2 separate regions of the Homo sapiens genome follow, and region 2 is linked to region 1. Evidence: read pairs that join two places in POLR2A ChIA-PET (ENCODE). Cell type or tissue: OCI-LY7. All regions are shown on one strand.

What was found. Peaks named below come from ENCODE experiments on the same cell type or tissue, not always from the same donor. Only the 100,000 strongest peaks of a DNase experiment are listed, where the experiment ranks them.
Region 2: POLR2A ChIA-PET joins it to region 1 with 10 read pairs; 1 of 35 experiments calls an interaction of 5 or more read pairs at or near these places.

The regions. Positions count from the first base shown.
Region 1 is chr6:106,714,252-106,719,251 of GRCh38, forward strand. It overlaps LINC02532 (long intergenic non-protein coding RNA 2532), which reads right to left. Exons shown (of 7, transcript NR_033557.2): 7 at 3,201-3,991. It overlaps LOC105377927 (a long non-coding RNA gene), which reads left to right. Exons shown (of 4, transcript XR_942841.3): 4 at 1,984-2,261. Among named protein-coding and RNA genes, the nearest start is that of LINC02526, 21 kb to the left of the region's middle. In OCI-LY7, no CTCF peak of the experiment used is centred here; DNase peaks (open chromatin) are centred at 1,210, 1,950 and 2,855; H3K4me3 peaks cover 2,162 bases; H3K27ac peaks cover 3,625 bases.
Region 2 is chr6:107,106,814-107,111,813 of GRCh38, forward strand. All of the region lies in intron 1 of BEND3 (BEN domain containing 3), which reads right to left. Among named protein-coding and RNA genes, the nearest start is that of BEND3, 6.2 kb to the right of the region's middle. In OCI-LY7, no CTCF peak of the experiment used is centred here; no DNase peak of the experiment used is centred here; H3K27ac peaks cover 437 bases.

The DNA of each region.
Region 1 (5,000 bases):
ATTCCACTCCCAAGTTTCAGGCTGGCCTATCTGGGAGACAAATGCCAACTACTGTGGTCCTACACATTTTTACCACCACTGCATGCAGAGATAAGAGAGAGTTACTGCACTTTCATTATGAAAAAAAGCAACCAAAATGGCTTGGAGTAAAAATGTAAATTTTTCCTAACCCTGCTTTATCTGATGAGATATCCACCTGCAGTGAGGAATCACTGCCAGTTTCCCCTCAGAAGGTGTAAAGATCAGGCTAGTTCTGGGAAGGAAGATTGAGTGAGCATATTATTAACCTAAATGGAATTAGATTTCCGTTTCAATAAAGATTCCCATTAAGGCTGCAAGCAATACAGCGACAGCAGTGCAGCCATAACCACCCACTGCCTGTAGGAAGATGTGCTTGAATTACACCTGGCTGTGCACCCCATTATCACTTCACAAAAGGTAGTAACTTGAGGTGGACCTCTGTGGTCACCGTGTCCTTCTGCTGATGCCACAAAGGAATCCTAGCTTGGATGCAATCAATAATCCAAACATACATTACTCATGTATCAGCATATGACAAGAGGATGACAGTGGTTAATCAGCTAATTATGACATGCTCTTTTCATCCCATAGTGTATGACTTATTGAATATTCTTGTATTTTTATGTTTAGTTGCAATGGAAAGGGTATGGCAACTATATTTTATTCAAACTGTGTCCATCAAGAAGGGCAAATCCGTATGTATGTGTGATTTTGTTTTTGTTTTTGTTTTTTTTGAGACAGAGTTTCGCTCCTCTTGCCCAGGCTGGAGTGCAATTGCGCGATCTTGGGTCACTGCAACCTTCGCCTCCCAGATACAAGCGATTCTCCTGCCTCAGCCTCCTGAGTAGCTGGGATTATAGGCGTGCACCACCATGCCTGGCTAATTTTTTTGTATTTTTAGTAGAGACGGGATTTCACCGTGTTGGCCAGGCTGGTCTCAAACTCCTGACCTCAGATGATCCACCCGACTAGGCCTCCCAGAGTGTTGGGATTACAGGGGTGAGCCACCACAACCAGCGAAATCCATGTTTTTATATCCCTGGGGGAGGCATTGCCAGGGCCTGCCATACTGGGGTAAGCAGCTACTCCAGAGTCTTTGTCCTGTTTACCTATTTCAAGTCTAATGAAAATGTCAATTCTCTTTTAAAAGACTTAGGAAAGACGTCACACACTGGCATCCTGTGAGCTGCTGCAGCCCTCAGATTTGTTTTGTATGAGCAGCAGGTTTTTTCATTGTGTTTTTGTTTTTGTTTTTTTCAATGAATTCACTGCCAGTCTTCAAAACTCTGCCCTCAGATTTGTTTTGTATGAGCAGCAGGTTTTCTCATTTTGTGTGTGTGTGTGTGTGTGTGTGTGTGTGTGTGTGTGTGTGTGTTTAATGAATTCAGAGTCTCTAAAAAAAACTAAGAAAATCTAACAGAAAAGTCTGGACTTCTAGTTTTTCTTGGAAAAAAAGATTGTCTGGCTATCCTGGGCCCAAATTCCCTCATGCTGACAAGTGGCAAGACTGAACAGCAACTGTTTCTGCGCTCCCGCTGGCCCCAGGGGAGGGCCGCTTTTTAATTTTACACCCAGCAGCTTCTTTCCCTTTTATCACCTGGCTACCTGCTGACTTGAGAGTACCATAAGGTAGAAACAGTCACCAGAAGACCACAGTTCCAGTCCCCACTGCACTGGGAAACCCTGGGCACCTACCATCACAATTTTAAGCCCTTCTTGCATATGAGGAGACTGGAGCCAGGGTGGTGAAGTGGCTTGCCCGAAGGCATTAGCCCAGTGTTCTTTCCAATGCACCAGTGATGAGCAACCTAAATGCAGACAAAAGTGCTTCTGTTGCTCAGAGAAAAGGTAGGGCACCGGGAGCTGAAGGCGCAGGGAGGAGGGTGCGGTGCAGGATGACTGCCTCACTTGCCAGATGTGTCTAAAAGAAGAATCCCCATTCTCTTCCTGTTTCCTCTATAGACAAATAATGTTCACCACTCCACTTCCTTGTTCCTTCACACCTGCTACTTTGGATTCAGACGAGAAGTTCCAAGAATCCCTGAGTCCACAGCATGACTCTGGTTTGCAGAACCTCTGTCCAGACCAGCCAGATCAGAATACAAAGGAAAGTGACACATCCTGGATCTCAACCCACTTCGATGGGAAGTCTTCCTGATAAATTTAGAGATAACCTAAAGCCCTTGGGGACTTCCTCTTGATTTGAATCTGCTGAACACCTGCCGCACCCCCACCGCACCCCCCCCCCCCGCCCCCCGCCACCGCAGATGAAAACATCAACTCTGCAGAATTAATGGATATGGGAATCACCTGGGGACCTCTCATTAAATTGCAAATTATGATTCAGAGGGTCTGGGGAGGGACAGAGACTCTGCATTTCTAACAAGCTCTCCGGTGGTGCCCACGCATCACCGGGGCCGGAGAACCTTCCATCATTCCAGCAATGCTCACCATCACTGCCATTCTTGCTCTTCTTTCTGGGGCCGTTGCCCATTTTCTCCATGGTATCCTTCTTTTTTCCTATTCTTTTCCTCTTTTAATCCTTTTTTTCTTCCCAGCCAACTCACTATTCCTATATCCCTGCTAACCCTCAATGCTCCTTCACTCAAAGATGAAGAAACTCCTGCCCTTTCTTCCTCCAGACATTCATCTCCCTCCCTCCCTCCTCTCCTCAGCTTTGTAGTGCCAGGAAAAGAAAGATCACCATTTACTGACAATTTTGTGTGAAGCACTGTCCCAAGTGCATTACCCATATTACTTAACTCTCACAACAACCCTGCAAAGTACACATTATTTCTGCCATTTTAGACATGAGAAAATTGGGACTTGGGGTGGTTAAAGAAATCTTGTCCTCAACCAGGAAGTAGTGATCTGAGATTAGAATTTAGATCTGTCTGAGGCCAAAGTCTACAACTTCTATACTGCACCATGCTCATATAAGGTGAACAATCTAGAAGGCAGCTGGTAGGAGTGGCTTCAGTAAAAAGGAATGGAATACCACGAGCTTCACCCCATTTATGCATCCTGAACCCTTCACTCCACTTTTGTTAAGTACATGCCCTATGAGACGGTTTGACATACCAATAATGAGAGCTGTTTCAAGAATGCCCAGATTAGCTAGGATGGTTGGGACCTAAATAGCACAGTAGTAATATTAAAGCCCAAAGTTGCCAATATGCTCAATTTTCAATGTAACCTTTTATTATAAATTAAGACCCATAACTGTACACACAGAGTCTGTTACCAAAAAAGAAATTCCTTCCATTGGCCAATTATTCAACCACATGAAGTCTACTAAAGGATGATGCCAAGCCACCCATCAGTCCACACAGGATCCATCATGGATGGATAGCCAGTTCCTTTTTCTCTCTCTAGTTTCTCTTCCTTGATTCCACCTCTAGGATCCCCTCGCTCTCTTATTGTCCTTTGCCTTGTCCTCAAGATCCTACCAAGAGTCCTGGCTTCCCACCTGGGAGCATGTACCAGTTCTCCAAACCTTTGTGTGTTTCTGATTCCTCAGACTACCGCATCTACAAACTAGGAAACTGTACTCTTGCTTATACTGGCCCTCTCCCTCCCTTGACTTTTATTAGATACATCAAAACAAAACAAAAAACTCCTTTTAAATTCTGTTAAAGATCCTGCAAGGTATGAAGGGAGGAGAAAAGGCAGGGGCTGGGTATGAGGAAAAGTCCATCTTGACATACAAAAATGTTAAAAGTCTATATACTCAAAGGAGAAGTGAAGAGTCAGACTTTTACATGTGGAACAGACAGGAAAACTGGGAGCAATATGGTGTAGTCATCAGATGTGGGTTCTAAATTCATCTCAGCTACCAACCAGCAGTGCAACCTTGGATAAGCTGTGTATTTTTCTCAATACCAGTTTCTTCATCTTTAAAGTGTGGAGATTGGATTGAACAATTACTAAGATTCCTTTGTTCTCTACTCTGCAGTGTCATCTCTAGCACCTAAAATAAAATAAACCAGAAATTAATGAAAGAGTGAAAATAATATTGCTCTAACCAGAAACTGAGATACTTGATTGAGTAAATGCATGAAAACAAGAAGGTAAAGAAACCATGATTAATAATAATAAATGAATAATAATAACAATAAAATATAAAAAATTAAATAAAGACAAAAATGAATGAGCCTATAGTTTTACTTTTTAAGAAGATGTTAAATGCCCTTCCAAAGTGGCCACTCATTATCCATAGCTATCAGTTACTTGTAAAATACACTGTTGGGACAATGCATATTCTATTCAGAAGTATATTGCCACTTAAAAACCTTGTTTTCCAATAAAAGCATTGAGTTATAAAATCAACCAACATTTTTATTCTAAACTATGGTAGGTAGATCAGAAATAAAATTAGGTCAACATGAATAATTTCCTTCATGGCAGGTTACGGAATTTAATGTACGTGATATTTTCCCTCTTTGAAGTTAACATGTAATTATGTTTGCTTTATGCCAATTTATCTGCTTCTAAATGTTCCAAACTGAAAAAAGGAAAACAAAGCCTGCCTGTAGCTGCCTCTTCCTTCATATACACACCAGGCCAAAAGACAGAATGGCTGGAGGCATGGTCTCCAAGTGTGTGCTTTGCGGGAGGCCTACCCACCCTAAAAGTATAAGGGCAAAAGTGTATCTCTTTGTGTTTTGGAGCTGACTGGCTCAGTAAAATTTTCTAAGTCAGTCTGCACGTACACCACTTCCTCAGTCTTATAAGTGAGGACGCCCTCCTGCATCTGGCCCTTAGAAACCTGACCCCTCCTGATTGGTCATCACTTATTTTCTGGGAATCAGCTTTCATCAGCCCAAACCCTTCCAGCAGAAGGATGCCCCAGCCTCTCTACTCAGGGGATAACTTGCCCAGGAGAAACATTTTTTGTGATGATGTTCTTCTCATTCTCTTTCTTCTGTAACCCCATCCTGGCCTCAGGTACCCATGGTCTCTATGCCAAAATCACAGGT
Region 2 (5,000 bases), 390 kb after region 1:
CCCAAAATGGTCTCAAACTCCGGGCTTCCAGCAACCCTCCGGCCTCAGCCTCCCAAAGTGCTGGGATTTCAGATGCAAGCCACCACACCTGACCCTTAACCCAGCCCAGTTTTCAAAGAGGGCTTTTTTTTTTTTTTTTTTGAGACGGAGTCTCGCTCTGTCGCCCAGACTGGAGTGCAGTGGCACAATTTCGGCTCACTGCAACCTCTGCCTCCCGGGTTCAAGTGATACTCCTGCCCCAGCCTCCCAAGTATCTGGGATTACAGGCATGCACCACCACATCCGGCTAATTTTTGTATTTTTAGTAGAGACAGAGTTTCACCATGTTGGCCCAGCTGGTCTGGAACTCCTGACCTCAGCTGATCCACCCGCCTCGGCCTCCCAAAGTGCTGAGATTACAGGTATGAGCCACTGCACCCAGCCCAAAAAGGTTTTTAACCGAGTTAAAATATTTAGCATCTAACACCAGGCCAGCTGTTTACCTACCCATCCAAGCTGTATTCTGTAATAGGAGCTGGACACATCTACCTCACCTCAAAAAGTTTTTGTGAAAACTACAAAGGAGAAAGTGTCTGACACATAGCACTCAAAGTTACCTATTATAAAGCTTCTTTTTTTTTTTTTAAGGAAAAGATGTTTAAAGTGCATTTTATTTTTTTATTTTTTTGAGACAAAGTCTCATTCTGTCGCCCAGGCTGGAGTGCAGTGGCACAATCTTGGCTCACTGCAACCTTTGCCTCCTGGGTTCAAGCGATTCTCCTGCCTCAGCCTCCCAAGCAGCTGGGATTACAGGTGGGCACCACCATGCCTGATTAATTTCTGTATTTTCAGTAGAGACGGGGTTTTACCATGTTGGCCAGGATGGCCTTGAACTCCTGGCTTCAAAGTTCCACCTGCCTTGGCCTCCCAAAGTTCTGGGATTACAGGTGTGAGCCATCCCGCCCAGCCTAAAGTACATTTTAATAGTGAATTTTTAAGAACTGCAAATTAAATAAAATGGCTTAAAAGATTAAAAAGGTTTAGTAACTTTTCTTTCCAATGAAACATAGAAACTGGAGGGAGGGGGATGAAACCAAATAAAATGCTCTCCCTGAGGACAGGAGGAATGTTCCCATGCCATCCACTCTGGTGCCGCGGGTCTCTGGGTTCACAGGACCGGCTGGGAGCCTCAAGGGTCTCAGGACCCAGCCCCCTTGGCAGTGGCATCCTGCCCAAGGGACTTGCAGGACATGTTCGCAATTTGTTTTTATTTTTAGGCACATCTGCAAATGCAGTTTGAAAAATACCAGTCCTCACAAAACCAGGGCAATTTTCCCCAGAGTTTTTCTAAAGCTGTAATTGTAGCTGCCTTCCTTATTCAGTCAGAGCACAACCTCATCTTCCGCATGCAGCCAAGCACAGCCGCACAACCCTGCCCGCGCGCCTGTGATTTGGCGTCTTAATCTTTGGTCACTTGCGTCTTCTGAGTCTTGAGTAAATGTGCCATCTTCCTCAGCTAAGAAGTTCCACTTACGTTCTCCCCAACCTCGTGGAGGGCTACCTCCTCACATGGCTCACAGGAGACTCTGCGTATTAACCTTGGCATGCAGAAGCTGAGGCTCAAGGTGGAAGGAGGGACCGCACATTCCAGCATCCAGCCATGTGACTGACTGCACAACGGTGACTAATTTTCCTAGGAGGTATAAGCTGAGTTTCCGCTGCACTTCCCATTTTATCAAGTGTTTTATTTTGTGACCACACAAGCTGATTAGGGTTCGGGGCAGTTGGGTGTATACTGCACCCCCAATCCTAAGCAAGCCTCAGTCCTTCGCTCTGCTAGCTCCATGCTCAAACCAAAACAGCCCCTGACATACAAGAAAAGGCCAGTAAATGACTTATTCAATTGAGCAATCAATGCCCTGATACTGATGCAACTGTGTTTCACTAGTCAGAAATAACTGAAAATCAGACAAGAGGAGAGGTGGCCACAGGTAGAAAAAAAATTAAGAGGGTTGATTGATTGATTGATTTGAGATGGAGTCTCGCTCTGTTGCCCAGGATGGAGTGCAGTGGTGCGACCTCGGCTCTCTGCAACTCTGCATCCCGCGTTCAAGCAATTCTCCTGTCTCAGCCTCCCGAGTAGCTGGGACAACAGTCATGTGCCACCACACCTGGCTAATTTTTGTATTTTTCACTAGAGATGGGGTTTGGCCATGTTGGCCAGGCTGGTCTCGAACTCCTGGCCTCAAGAGATCCACCCGCCTCAGCCTCCTAAGGTGCTGGGATTACAGGTATGAGCCACCACATCCAGCCAAGAGGGCTGACTTTAAATACACGTTTCAACTTGGATTAAAAATTGGTGGGGGCGGGGGGCGGTCTGGGCGTGGTGGCTCATGCCTGTAATCCCATCACTTTGGGAGGCCGAGGTGGGAAGATCACCTGAGGTTGAGAGACCAGCCTGGCCAACATGACAAAACCCCGTCTCTACTAAAAATACAAAAATTAGCTGGGTATGGTGGCACGGGCCTGTAATCCCAGCTATTTAGGAGGCTGAGGCAAGAGAATCCTTGAACCTGGGAGATGGAGGGTCCAATGAGCTGAGATAGTGCCGTTGCACTCCAGCCTGGGTGACAGAGCAAGACTCTGTCTCAAAAAAAAAAAAAAAATCGAGGTGGGGCAGGCATAGTGGCTTACACCTGTAATCTCAGCCAAAGACAGGTTGGAACACTTGACTCCAGGAGTTTGAGACCAGCCTGGGCAATACAGTGAATCCCCATCTCTATAAAAAATACAAAAAAATTGCCGGCACGGTCGCTCACGCCTGTAGCCCCAGCACTTTGGGAGGCTGAGGCGGACGGATCACTTGCAGTCAGGAGTTCGAGACCAGCCTGGCAAACATGGAGAAACCGCGTCTCTACTAAAAATACAAAAATTAGCCAGGCGTAGTGGCGGACACCTGAAATCCCAGCTACTCAGGAGGCTGAGGCAGGAGAATTGCTTGAACCTGGGAGGCGGTGGTTGCAGTGAGCCGGGATCATGCCATTGCACTCCAGCCTGGGCAACAAGGGCAAAACTCCGTCTCAAAAAAATCAGCCAGGCATGGTGGCACAGGCCTGTAGTTCCAGCCACCTGGGAGGCTGAAGTGGGAGGATCGTTTGAGCCCAGGAGGTTGAAGCTGCAGTGAGCTGTGATCGTGCCACTGCACTCCATCCTGGGTGACAGAGTGAGACCCTGACTCAAAAAAAAAAAAAAAAAAGGAAGCTGGGCACAGTGGTGTGCACCCATAGTCCCAGCTACTCAAGAGGCTCAGGCGGAAGCATTGCTTGAGCCTAGGAGTTCAAGATCAACCTGGTCAACACAGCCAGACTCTGTCTTACAAAAACTGGAGGGAGAGCATGGTATCAGGTGACCTGCTGAGAAAACTTCAGCTCTAAAACAATAGTTTGTAAAAGTGGTTTTCATACAAAATTCACAGACTAACATGCCAAGCATTCACTGCCACTCTTAAAACAGCCCCTCTCCTGTTTAACACTCTGAGGGCTGATACTGGCATGGAGAGCTCTTAGTTTGACATGTGTGGGGAACTTGTGGCAGCTAATCCCAGAAACCACAAGAGCTCTGGGTTGAAACAATGATGTTGCAAGAAATACTGACGTATCAGAAGCAGAAGAAGAGCATTATCAAATTTGGAGAAGGAAAGAGACTGTCAGAGCAAGGTGATACAAAGCACCAAAAAAATCAGTTTTTAGCACATTTTTTTGTGTGTGACTTTCTTTTTCTTTTTGAGACAGAGTCTTGCTCTGTCACCCAGGCTGGAGTGCAGTGTGGCACGATCTTGGCTCACTGCAGCCTCCTCCTCCCAGGTTCAAGCGATTCTCCCGCTTCAGCCTCCCGAGTAGCTGGGATTACCCACCACCATACCTGGCTAATTTTTGTATTTTTAGTAGATACGAGGTTTCGCGATGTTGGCCAGGCTGGTCTGCAACTCCTGGCTTCAGGTGATCCACCCACCTCGGCCTCCCAAAATGCTGGGACTACAGGTGTGAGCCACTGCACCCAGTCATTTAAGTTTCATTTTAAAAATTTATCCCGGTCAGGCAGTGGCTCACACCTGCAATCCCAGCACTTTGGGAGGCCGACACAAGTAGATCACTTGAGCTCAGGAGTTCGAGACCAGCCTGGCCAACATGGTGAAACCCCGTATCTACTAAAAATATAAAAAATTAGCCAGGTGTGGTGGCGCATACTTGTAGGCCCAGCTACTTGAGAGGCTGAGGTGGGAGGATCGCTTGAGCCCGGGAGTCAGTGGTTGCAATGGGCCTAGACTGTGCCACTGCACTCCAGGTTGGGTGAAAGAGAAAGACCCTGTCTCAAAAATTCCCAGAGTAAAATTGACTCTCTAGGAGTGTATCATTCTATGAAAGATAACACATGTAGGCTAGGCGTGGTGGCTCACGCCTGTAATCTCAGCACTTCGGGAGGCCGAGGTGGGCAGATCACCTAAGGTCAGGAGTTTGAGACCAGCCTGGCCAACATGGTGAAACCCCGTCTCTACTAAAAATACAAAAATTAGCCGGGTATGGTAGTGCATGCCTGTGATCCCAGTTACTCGGGAGGGTGAGGCAGGAGAATCACTTGAACCCAGGAGGCGTAGGATGCACTGAGCCGAGATTGTGCCACTGCATTCTAGCCTGGGTGACAGAGTGAGACTGCATCTCAGAAAAAAAAAAAGAGAGAGATAACACATACACATCCCTATAAACACCCCTAAAAAGATACAGAATAGGTTTCCCATTCCAAAGAGTAATTCTACAATTAATTCCCCAAGCTTACCTTAGCCAATGATGGGAACAATACAATTAGGTTAGCAACCAAAACCTATCACTTAACACCAAAATTAAGCACCAGGCCAGGCGCGATGGCTTACACCTGTAATCCTAACACTTTGGGAGGCTGAGGCCGGTGGATCACTTGAGGTCAGGAGTTCAAGACCAACCTGGCCAATAAGGTGAAACCCCATC